Linked DNA regions of Homo sapiens: region 2 is linked to region 1. Evidence: chromatin loops called from intact Hi-C (ENCODE). Cell type or tissue: GM12878. All regions are shown on one strand. Region 1 has its middle 8.6 kb from the start of LINC01942. Region 2 overlaps CPEB4 (cytoplasmic polyadenylation element binding protein 4).

The links. Peaks named below come from ENCODE experiments on the same cell type or tissue, not always from the same donor. Only the 100,000 strongest peaks of a DNase experiment are listed, where the experiment ranks them.
Region 2: it touches region 1 in a loop (2.1-fold over the local background); 5 of 110 quality-filtered maps call a loop at or near these places.

The regions. Positions count from the first base shown.
Region 1 is chr5:173,678,397-173,683,396 of GRCh38, forward strand. No RefSeq gene overlaps it. Among named protein-coding and RNA genes, the nearest start is that of LINC01942, 8.6 kb to the right of the region's middle. RefSeq lists an enhancer at 2,390-2,599. In GM12878, no CTCF peak of the experiment used is centred here; DNase peaks (open chromatin) are centred at 2,105 and 2,495; H3K27ac peaks cover 2,248 bases.
Region 2 is chr5:173,923,274-173,928,273 of GRCh38, forward strand. All of the region lies in intron 2 of CPEB4 (cytoplasmic polyadenylation element binding protein 4), which reads left to right. Among named protein-coding and RNA genes, the nearest start is that of CPEB4, 37 kb to the left of the region's middle. In GM12878, a CTCF peak has its summit at 2,401; a DNase peak (open chromatin) is centred at 163; H3K27ac peaks cover 260 bases.

The DNA of each region.
Region 1 (5,000 bases):
AGTGTGTGTTCAGAGGAACACGTTGCCAGAGGAAAAGAGTCTTGGGAAGGGCAGGTGAGGTCAGGAGGGGCCATGTATTGGTCAGTACAGGCTGCCATAACAGACTACTGCAGACTGCATGGCTTTAACAACAGATACTTGTTTTCTCACAGCTCTGCAGACTTGAAATCCAAGATCAAGGTGCTGGTGGGGTTGGTTTCTGGTGAGGTCTCTCTCCTCAGCTTACAGACAGCCACCTTCTAGCTGTGTTCCCATACGGCTTTTCCTCTGTATAAGCAGGAGGAGAGTGCTTTGCTATTTCTTCTTCTTTTTAATTTATAATTTAATTTTTTTTTTTTTGTAAAGACCAGGTCTTGCTATCTTTCCCAGGCTGGTCTTGAAATCCAGGCCTCAAGTGATCCTCCTGCCTTGGCCTCCCAAAGTGCTGGAATTACAGGTGTGAGTCACCACGTCCAGCCACCTCTTCTTAAAAGAACACCAATCCCATCAGATTAGGGACCCACCTCATGACCTCACTTAACCTTAATTATCTACTTAAAGACCCCATCTCCAAATACAGTCATCTTGGGAGTAAGGCCTCAACATATGACTTTGGTGGGACACAATTCAATTCATGACACCAGGTCATGCAGCACTCTGCAGGTGGGGAGACGAGGATGGTGTTGTCAGTGGGATAGAGGCTATGAGAGGGCTCTGAGGAGGTGAGGGACTTGGGTTTTAAAGAATCCTTCTGCCTGCTGTGTGGATGGAGTATCTGAGAAGGGAGGGGCACAGCCAGGAGGGAAGCGGCATTCACAGGAGCTGAGTGAAGAGACTGATGTCATGAAAAGGTAACAGGTGATGGTGACTCTGGCAGTCGAGGGGGTGGTGAGAAACGGTCAGGTTCTGGATAGATTTTGAAGACGGTGCTGACAGGGTTTGGGATGAATTTTATCTCAGAACGAGGAAAGAGGACTCAGAGAGGACTCCTAGATATTTGGCCTGGAGCAGCTGGTGTAAGGTAGAGCTGTACACGAGGAAGGAAAAAACTGGGCAAGGGTAGGAGTGGGGCACAGAAATCAGGGTCCTGCTTGGGGCAGGTTGAGATGTCCATTCGACGGCTATGGGGGTGTCTGGAGTGGGAAGACACAGATTAAGTTGTATCTGCTAATACGCATTTCAGGACTACCATGCCTCAGAGCCAGTGCTCCGCATTTTATACGTGGGATCTCCTTTAATTTTCATAACAACATCTTGAACAGTTTATACTATTTTTTATTAAATCTAAAACTGTTGATTGTGTGACATGCTGTGGTTCCAGATCTGCTAAAATGTGAAAAATTACGCATCTTAGAATAGATGAAACATGATAATATTGTGTCCAAAGTTTGTTCCTTCCAGTGGGTTCATGGTCTCACTGACTTACAAGAATGAAGCCGCGGACCCTCGTGGTGAGTGTTACAGCTCTTAAGAGTGGTGAAGACCGAAAGAGTGAGCAGCAGCAAATTTACTATGAAGAGTGAAAGAACAAAGTTTTCACAGAGTGGAAAGGGACCCCAACGGGTTGCCACTGCTGCGGTGGCCAGCATTTATTCTCTTATTTGTCCCCGCCCATGTCCTGCTGATTGGTCCATTTTACAGAGTGCTGATTGGTCCATTTTACAGAGCACTGATTGGTCCATCTTACAGTGTGCTGATTGGCCCATTTTACAAACCTCTAGCTAGCCACAGAGCGCCGATTGGTGCATTTTTACAGAGTGCTGATTGGCTCATTTTACAAACCTCTAGCTAGCCACAGAGCCCTGATTGGTGCGTTTTTACAGAGCACTGATTGGCACATTTTACAAACCTCTTGTAAGACAGAAAAGTTCTTCAAGTCCCCACCCAACCCAGAAGTCCAGCTGGCTTCACCTCTCAATATTATTTTCATTTTTCAGATAAAGAAACTGAGACTTCAGTAGCTTGGTAGTATCTCAAGGCTAGTAGTGGTCAGAGTTGGGATTCCTGCTCTTGATTCTTCCTGGTTACTATTTACAATACATGTGAAATGCTTAGCAACATGACTGGCACACTGTGGCCCTGATGATCAGCTGTTTAATGCAATGCACAGTACACAACACAACATGCATTCTACAATATGCTGTGCATACAGGTCAGAAGACAGTGTGCAGGCCTTGTGCAAAGGACCATACCAATGTCTTGGAGCTAAAAAACCACACATTTAGGTATACTATTGTATAACTGCCCTGTAGACTCCAATTTGCAAGTATTAGAGTGAGAAAAAACATATTCTTAAGAATAAACAACCTAAATCCTGCACCAATTCAATTTTGCTTTGGGGTACCAGGAGAGAGAAATTTTTCTCAATACTTATCATGCAATCTCCCTTGTTTTCAAGGAAAAGTGTTTCTGCATAGAAACACTCAAGTCAAAGGGCAGCTGCCTGTGGGACATGTGACTCTGGGGGTTTTTTCACACATCAGCAGCTGCAGTTTTGGAACTGGGTGAAGGGTATTTCCACCCTCTGCAAAATGAAGGCTAAATGAAAGCTACCCAGATGAGAACTGTTTAGATGAGAGGAATATAAGCCGTATGCTTGGGCCTTAGATATTCCCAGTTTCTTCTCAGAAGCGGAAAGTTGTTCCGAACAGGGTCTAAGCATGATAAGTCTGGAAGATTTAGAAATACTACGCATTTTGTGACGTGTGGAAGTCATTGTCATCGATTATTTATTTTGTCAATGGGGCTTGTCTTAGGATCTTGGTAGTCAAAGGCCAGAAAAATTAAGTAGGTCTTACAAGGACTCAAAAATTCAAACTTGTCAACTCAACAACAACAAAAACCCTCAAACAACCCAATTACAAATGGGCAAAGGCCTTGAATAGACAATTCTCCAGAAAAGATACACAAATGGCCAATAAGCACAGGAAAAGATGCTTAACATCATTAATCATTAGAGCAAGGCAAATCAAAACTCTGTCCATTAGGATGGCTACTATTGTTTAAAAAGCATTAAAAAGGATGTGGAGAGCCAGGCGTGGTGGCTCATGTCTGTAATCCCAGCATTTTGGGAGGCTGAGACGGGCAGATCACGAGGTCAGGAGATGGAGACCATCCTGGCTAACATGGTGAAACCCTGTCTCTACTAAAAATACAAAAAAAAAAAAAAAAAAAAAAAAAAAAAGAAAATTAGCCAGGCGTGGTGGCGGGTGCCTGTAGTCCCAGCTACTCAGGAGGCTGAGGCAGGAGCATGGTGTGAACCTGGGAGGTGGAGCTTGCAGTGAGCTGAGATCATGCCACTGCACTCCAGCCTGGGTGACAGAGCGAAACTCTGTCTCAAAAATAATAAATAAATAAATGAATACATAAATAAATATAAAAAGGATGTGGAGAGATTGGAACCCACGTGCACTATTGGTGGGAATGTAAAATGGTACAGCCACTGTGGAAAATAATCTTGCCATTCTTCAACAATTTAAACAGAATTACCATGTGATTCAGCAATTGCACTTCGAGTTTATAGACAAAAGAATTGAAAGCAGGGTCTTGAAGAGATAATCTGTATACATCCATGATCACGGCAGCATTATTCACAACAACCAACAGGTAGAAACAAACCAAGTATCCATAGACAGATGAATGGATAAATGAAATGGGGTCTATCCATTCAAGGGAATTTTATTCAGCCTTTAAAAGCAAGGAAATTCTGATCATCCATGTTCAGATCCATGTTCAGATCTGTGTTCCTCCAACATGGATGAACCTTGAGGACATTATGTTAAGTGAAATCAGCCAGACACAAAAGGACAAAGATTGTATGATTCCACTTAAATGAGGTTCCTAGAGCAGTCAAATTCAAGGAGACAGGAAACAGAATGGTGGTTGCGAGGGTGGAGAGCAAGGGGGAGTTTTTGTTTAATGGGTAGAGTTTCAGTTTTGCAAGATGAGAAAGTTCTGGAGATGAACAACGGGGATGGCTGCACAACAATATGAATGTATTTAATGCCACTGAACTGTACACTTAAAAGTAGTTAAGATGGTAACTTTTAAGTTATGTGTATTTTATCACACACAACAATGTGGACTTATCTATTTAGAATAGGTATGCTCCCTGTTCCTCCATCACTGCCTGTATACAGTAGGTGCTCAATAAATGAATGAAAAAGAGTCATCACTGATGTAAACCAGATGTCCCTCCTCCCTGATGCAGGTTCGGTCTGGACTTGGAACTCAGCCTCCTTGTTGCTACTCACCAAAAAACAAACCAAAAAACAAACAAACAAAAACAAAAAAAGATGCATTCCTGTAGACCTGTAGATTTTTCAGAAGATCTCTGTGATCACAGGGTGGGGTCTGATCCTACAGTTCACATCAAAATCTTAAAGAATCTCATGCAACCACCAAGTAGTGTTCTTCTATCTGCCCTTCTTCCCTTGAGTTGTGCAAAGAAATACTGCTCCCTACAAGGTACGGATACTGATTTGATATTGTACTGATAATGATCAGTACAATAATTGGTCTCCCAGTACCTCCCGAGTTACTGAGACTGCAGGCATGCACCACCACGACCAGCTAATTTTTGTATTTTTAGTAGAGATGGAGTTTCGCCATGTTGGCCAGGCTGGTCTCAAACTCCTGACCTCAGGCGATCTGCCCACCTCAGCCTCCCAAAGTGCTGGGATTACAGGCATGAGCCACTGTGCCCAGGTGGGTTTTTATTTAAGTAAATTACTGGGGCTTCTCCAAAACTGGGCCCTCTAGGAAACAGGGCTGACCTTGCCAGAAGGCAACATAGGAGCCACACTTGTTATCAATGTATGCCATCGGGGTCTCCCAGTACCCACGAGTTGCATAACTTCAGGAGACAGTGTATTCTTAGGTTGTATAGTAGCAGCCCTCGCCATCCATAGCCCTACCCACTTGCTCCCCAAATATTTGTTCTAACTCCTCAAGTGCATTCCCTGAAAGAAATTTTGGTGGATTAAATCATTTTGTTCTAGCAAGGGACATGGGCCTTTCTT
Region 2 (5,000 bases), 240 kb after region 1:
AGCATTCTATTTTATAAAATAATGGTTATAAATAAGAAACTCAGTCTTAATTCTCTTTAGTTTCTGTAGTCAGAGAAAAGTCTAATTAGATCTCTTGTGGCTTCTCTCTCTTATCTCTAAAGTTCTCAATCATTTACACTGACTTAGCTTGTGGTCCCTAGAGATTTCATAAGTTTATCTTGGTGTTTTTTTATGTTCATGTCAGCACAGAGAGCCATTTGTCAAAATTATTTTCACCTTGGGGCCAGTTCTTTATTCATTGGTTCTTTTAATATATGTCTCTTGTAACACATGCTTCTTTTAAGCAAACTTTTTGCAAGGTAGGAGAATTTTAATTTACTGCCTTGGCTTTTTTTCTGGATTGCTTTAATTTTTTCTACTACTTGGTCTGTTTTTCCACTTTTCTTTCCATTATATTTTTTTCACCTTTTTTTTTCCAACTGACTTTGGCTGGCTTAGCTTGGACAAAAACTACACCTAGTTTTGCCGAGTTTTTTAGAGCTTAAAAAATTGCCATTAATCTCTGGTATCATAACATCCTCTTAAGGCAAGTTATCTTGTTGCTCTGTCCTCTAAATGTAGCATCTAGAGTCAGAAGGCTTCTGGCAAGGATAAAAATAGCCTTCCTGCTTGCTGGTTTGTTGTTAGCTTTACTGGCAGTAGGAAATCTTTTGAATTCCTTAATTGGGTCAGCTTCTTACTAGTTTCTCTCTGGACATTCCCTTCTGCCTGAAATTCTTAGATGCTTTTAGATCTTGCAGCTTCGCACCTGCCCCGAGTTGTAGTCAAAGCAGTCCTTCCCTTCTATGAAACCTTCCTCCATCTGTAGAAACATATTCCATTGACCTCTCCCATCTTACAGATAAGTGTTATTTTCTTTTGCCACTACTACAATCTGTTTTTCAATCATCATATTACAATTGAAACATTAAATTTGGGGTTTTGGTTCAAAATGAAGATCCTCTCTGGTTTTATTGAAAAGAAAAATTTTAGGTTGAATTTTTGAAGTTTTCATTAAAATTATTATGTATCTTTGCCAGTTTGGCTTTGATGAAAGTAAGGGGTTAGGTTTTGTTCTTTTCTCTCTTCCTGAGAAGACTTATATCCCTGTTTTTAACCAAGGACACTAGCAAATTCTCATTTTTCTGAAGCTGAAATATCCCCCAGATTTGCCCCTCCCTTTTCCAAGGTTCCAGTTTGGAACTTTTTGGCCAAAATAAATCCTACTTGTCCTTTCTCTTACAAGTGGAAAATTGTTGGTTATCTTCGGCTTATTACTGGGGAAGGGAAAGGAATTAATTTTGTTAAGTACCTACTGCATATTGAGGGATTTTTTTTGGCATTCTGCAAACATTATCTCAAGACTGTCTCACAACAGCTCTGTGAAGTCAATGGAATTATCTCTGTTTTCCTGAGGTTCAGCAAAGCTAAATAATTTGACTTAGGTCACAAGATGATACCGGCTTGACTCTACCCATTACACTGCATCTTCCATGGCAGAGAGATCATCAACTGCTGACTTTGCTTCATTCATTTTCCACAGTTGTTTATTGAGCACCTTTCTCTGCTCCAGGCTCTGGGGTAGCACACCCAAAATCCATAAAGATCTCATTGCCCTACAGCAAGAGATTAAAACAAGTAATGTAAATATGGTGTAATAAGTGTAAAGAATACTGGAAGGAGTACAGAGGGTTATCTGAATCAAAGCAAGGATGATGTGGGGCAGGGAAGGCTTCTCATAAGATGTGAGGCCTAGCAGGGGAACTGCTGGGACAAAAGTGTGGAGGCTTGAGTGGTAAGACATTGAGGGGCAGAGAGAGAGAGGAGGGCCTTCTAGGTAGAGGGAGTTACCCAGAAGTTGAAGTTATGGGCCAGCAGTTCTGAATGGCTGGAGTGCCTGATGTGGGAAGGGAAATGGCAGTGTGGAGAGTTAGGAAAGCCATTAATTCAAAGATTTTTGTAAGTACTGGCTTTTGAGCTGAAAGCCAAATTTGTAGCAGAGAAGGGTTTTGTTTAGCCTAAACTCTGTGTGTTTAGTGAATTTTAAGTGGCTCTTTGGGAGGGGACAAGACTCTTCAGCTGATATCTGTCTCAGCCAGTTCCTTCTTTGTGATTTTGCATGGGAATGTCTTTGTTGGAAGTTGGTTGTAGCACAGATAGATAAGGGGGTAGAATAAGCTTACTGATTTTGATTTGGGGAGTTATTTTTGTGTCAATACACTAAATTATTAAAAATTAAATTTATACCATTAAATTATAGAACATATTGAATGCTGTTTTGTTCATATTGCTATGTCTTCTGCATTTGTGTAAGTATATAAAGTTGGCATTCAAAACCAGTGGATTTATTACACATTTCTTGAGCTTTGCTGTCCGATGTCCAGGTCCCCACAGCGCCATCTTGCTGCAAGTCTCAAGTGGAGTTTGTAAAAACAGAAGATGTGCAGGGGTAGGAGGACTACCTCCTTTAAAATATTACTTATGACGGTATAGTTTTGATTTACTTAGATGTGAGCTAAACAAAATTAGCAGGAGCAGAGGTAGGAGCAGCACTTCTAGTTAGGCAATCAACAACTGCAAATGTATGTGTATGTATATATTTGTGTGCATTAGAAATTTTTAATGGTGCTCACTGAAGACTCCTCTGCAAACACCCTGCTTTTCTTTGGAGTATCCACATTTTTATAGGGTGAATCAATCAAAAGTTGATCCTTAAAAATTTTATGCTACTTGTCACTTTAGAGTTATTCCCTATTATCATTCCTTGGCCTGCACCATGTTGTCAACATTGTTGGCATGACTGTGAAAAAGAAAAGCTTATAGATAGCGTGAAATCTAATTGTGCTGCAGATACATTTGATACTTTTTGGTGTTTGTGTGTTTGAAATGGCAGCATTTATTTTTATTATTTCCTGTTGAATTATCAGTAGTAGTAATATCTGGATTATTCTTTAGAAAATAACTTATTTTACCTAATTAATGAAAGTAATACTTATATATACTGCTAATGTAAAGGAGGATTTCCTCTGGTCTTTTCTCCTTTTATTTTTTGACTTGGTTACTTTAGTTAGTGTCTTAAAAGGATATGATAGTACATACTGTTCTTTTTAGCACCTCCTGCCCCCACCTATTCTAAGTCAGTCTGTTGGTAAATATTGGTTCTTCCAACTGGCAAATGCTTAGCATAGAATTGCCTAGTTGACGTATGGATCTTTTCTAGGTTGTAGGATTTGGTAGTGTAGATCCCCAGAGTCACACTGTATCTGTTGCCTATATTTGGCTAGGTTGAGTCATGTCACCAAATATAGCCTATGCCTTCGGCATGATGTATGCCAGGCTTCTGGTTCCAAATTCTGCAGCTGGCCTCCAGAGACTACTGCTTTTCCTGTCATAATGTTCCTTAAGATTAGGGCTGCTGACCAGGCAGTATTTTTTATATTTATAACAAAATCAATACCAAGAGCCTTCAAAGATTGAATTTTGCTCATCAAATAGGTTCACATGCTGAAATCCTAATGCCTTCCTTCTCCCTTTAGAAATTAAATTCTGAATGTGCCCAAACCTGGATAATGATTAAAGATAGATGAGTTCTTGGCTGGGCACCGTGGCTCATGCCTGTAATCCCAGCACTGTGGGAGGCTGAGGTGGAGGCATCACCTGAGGTCAGGAGTTCGAGATCAGCCTGGCCAACATGGTGAAACTCTGTCTCTACAAAAATACAAAAAAAATTACCCGCGCATGATGGCGGGTGCCAGTAATCCCAGCTACTCGGGAGGCTGAGGTGGGAGAATCACTTGAACCTGGGAGGCGGAGGTTGCAGTGAGCCAAGATCGTGCCATTGCACTCCAGCCTGGGAGACAGAGCGAGACTCTGTCTGAAAAAATAAAATAAAAAAGATGAGTTCTCAAAAACCCAACCAGACAAAACAGCAGGCAGGTACTGGGTTATATTAATATTCAGACATCTCAATTTTTATTTTATTATACTTTACTTATGAAATACTGGTGTTTTGAGTTCAGTGGAATGAACTCATCAAATGCTCACCTGGTACCCAAACAGGACACTCAAGATGCCTAGGTATTAAAAGCTCTAATTCCGAAGGGGGCTTTAATGTAAAAGAGGTAAGAAGGTTAGCCAGAAGCTGAAATGATTAGGTAAGAAAGTTAGTTGTTGCTTTGTAGCTACAAATAAAATTTGGTGAGTTCATTAAAAAGATGTTTCCAGCCAGGCGCAGTGGCTCAAGCCTGTAATCCCAGCACTTCGGGAGGCCGAGGCAGGAGGATCACGAGGTCAGGAGTTGAAGACCAGCCTAGCCGGGTATGGTGAAACCCTGACTCTACTAAAAATACAAAAATTATCTGTGTGTGGTGGTGCTCGCCTGTAGTCCCAGCTACTCGGGAGGCTGAGGCAGAAGAATCGCTTGAACCCAGGAAGCAGAGGTTGCAGTAAGCTGAGATCGCACTACTGCACTCCAGCCTGGGTGACAGAGTGAGACTCCATCTAAAAAAAAAAAAGATAGATTTGAAAAAATCCTTGAGAAAACTTATGCCTACGCAAAAGCCTGCGTGCACATAGATGTTTATGACGGCTTTATTCATAATTGTCAAAACTTGGAAAAACCAAGATACCCTTCAGTAGGTGAATATAGATTAGTAAACTGTGATCCATCCAAACAATGGACTATTATTAAGCACTAAAAAGAAATGAGCAATCAAACCATGAAAAGATATGGAGGAACCTTAAATGCATATGACTAAGTGAAAGATGGCAATCTGGAAGGCTGCATACTTTATGATTCCAACTGTATGATAGTCTGGAAAAGGCAAGTCTGTGAGACAATAAAAAGGTCAGGGGTTGGGGGCTGGCGAAGAGGGATGAATAGGGGGAGCACAGAGGATTTTTATGGCAGTGAAACTACTTTGTATGATACCATAATGGGTGGATACATGTCATTATACATTTGTCCAAACCCACAGAATGAATACCAAGAGTGAACCCTA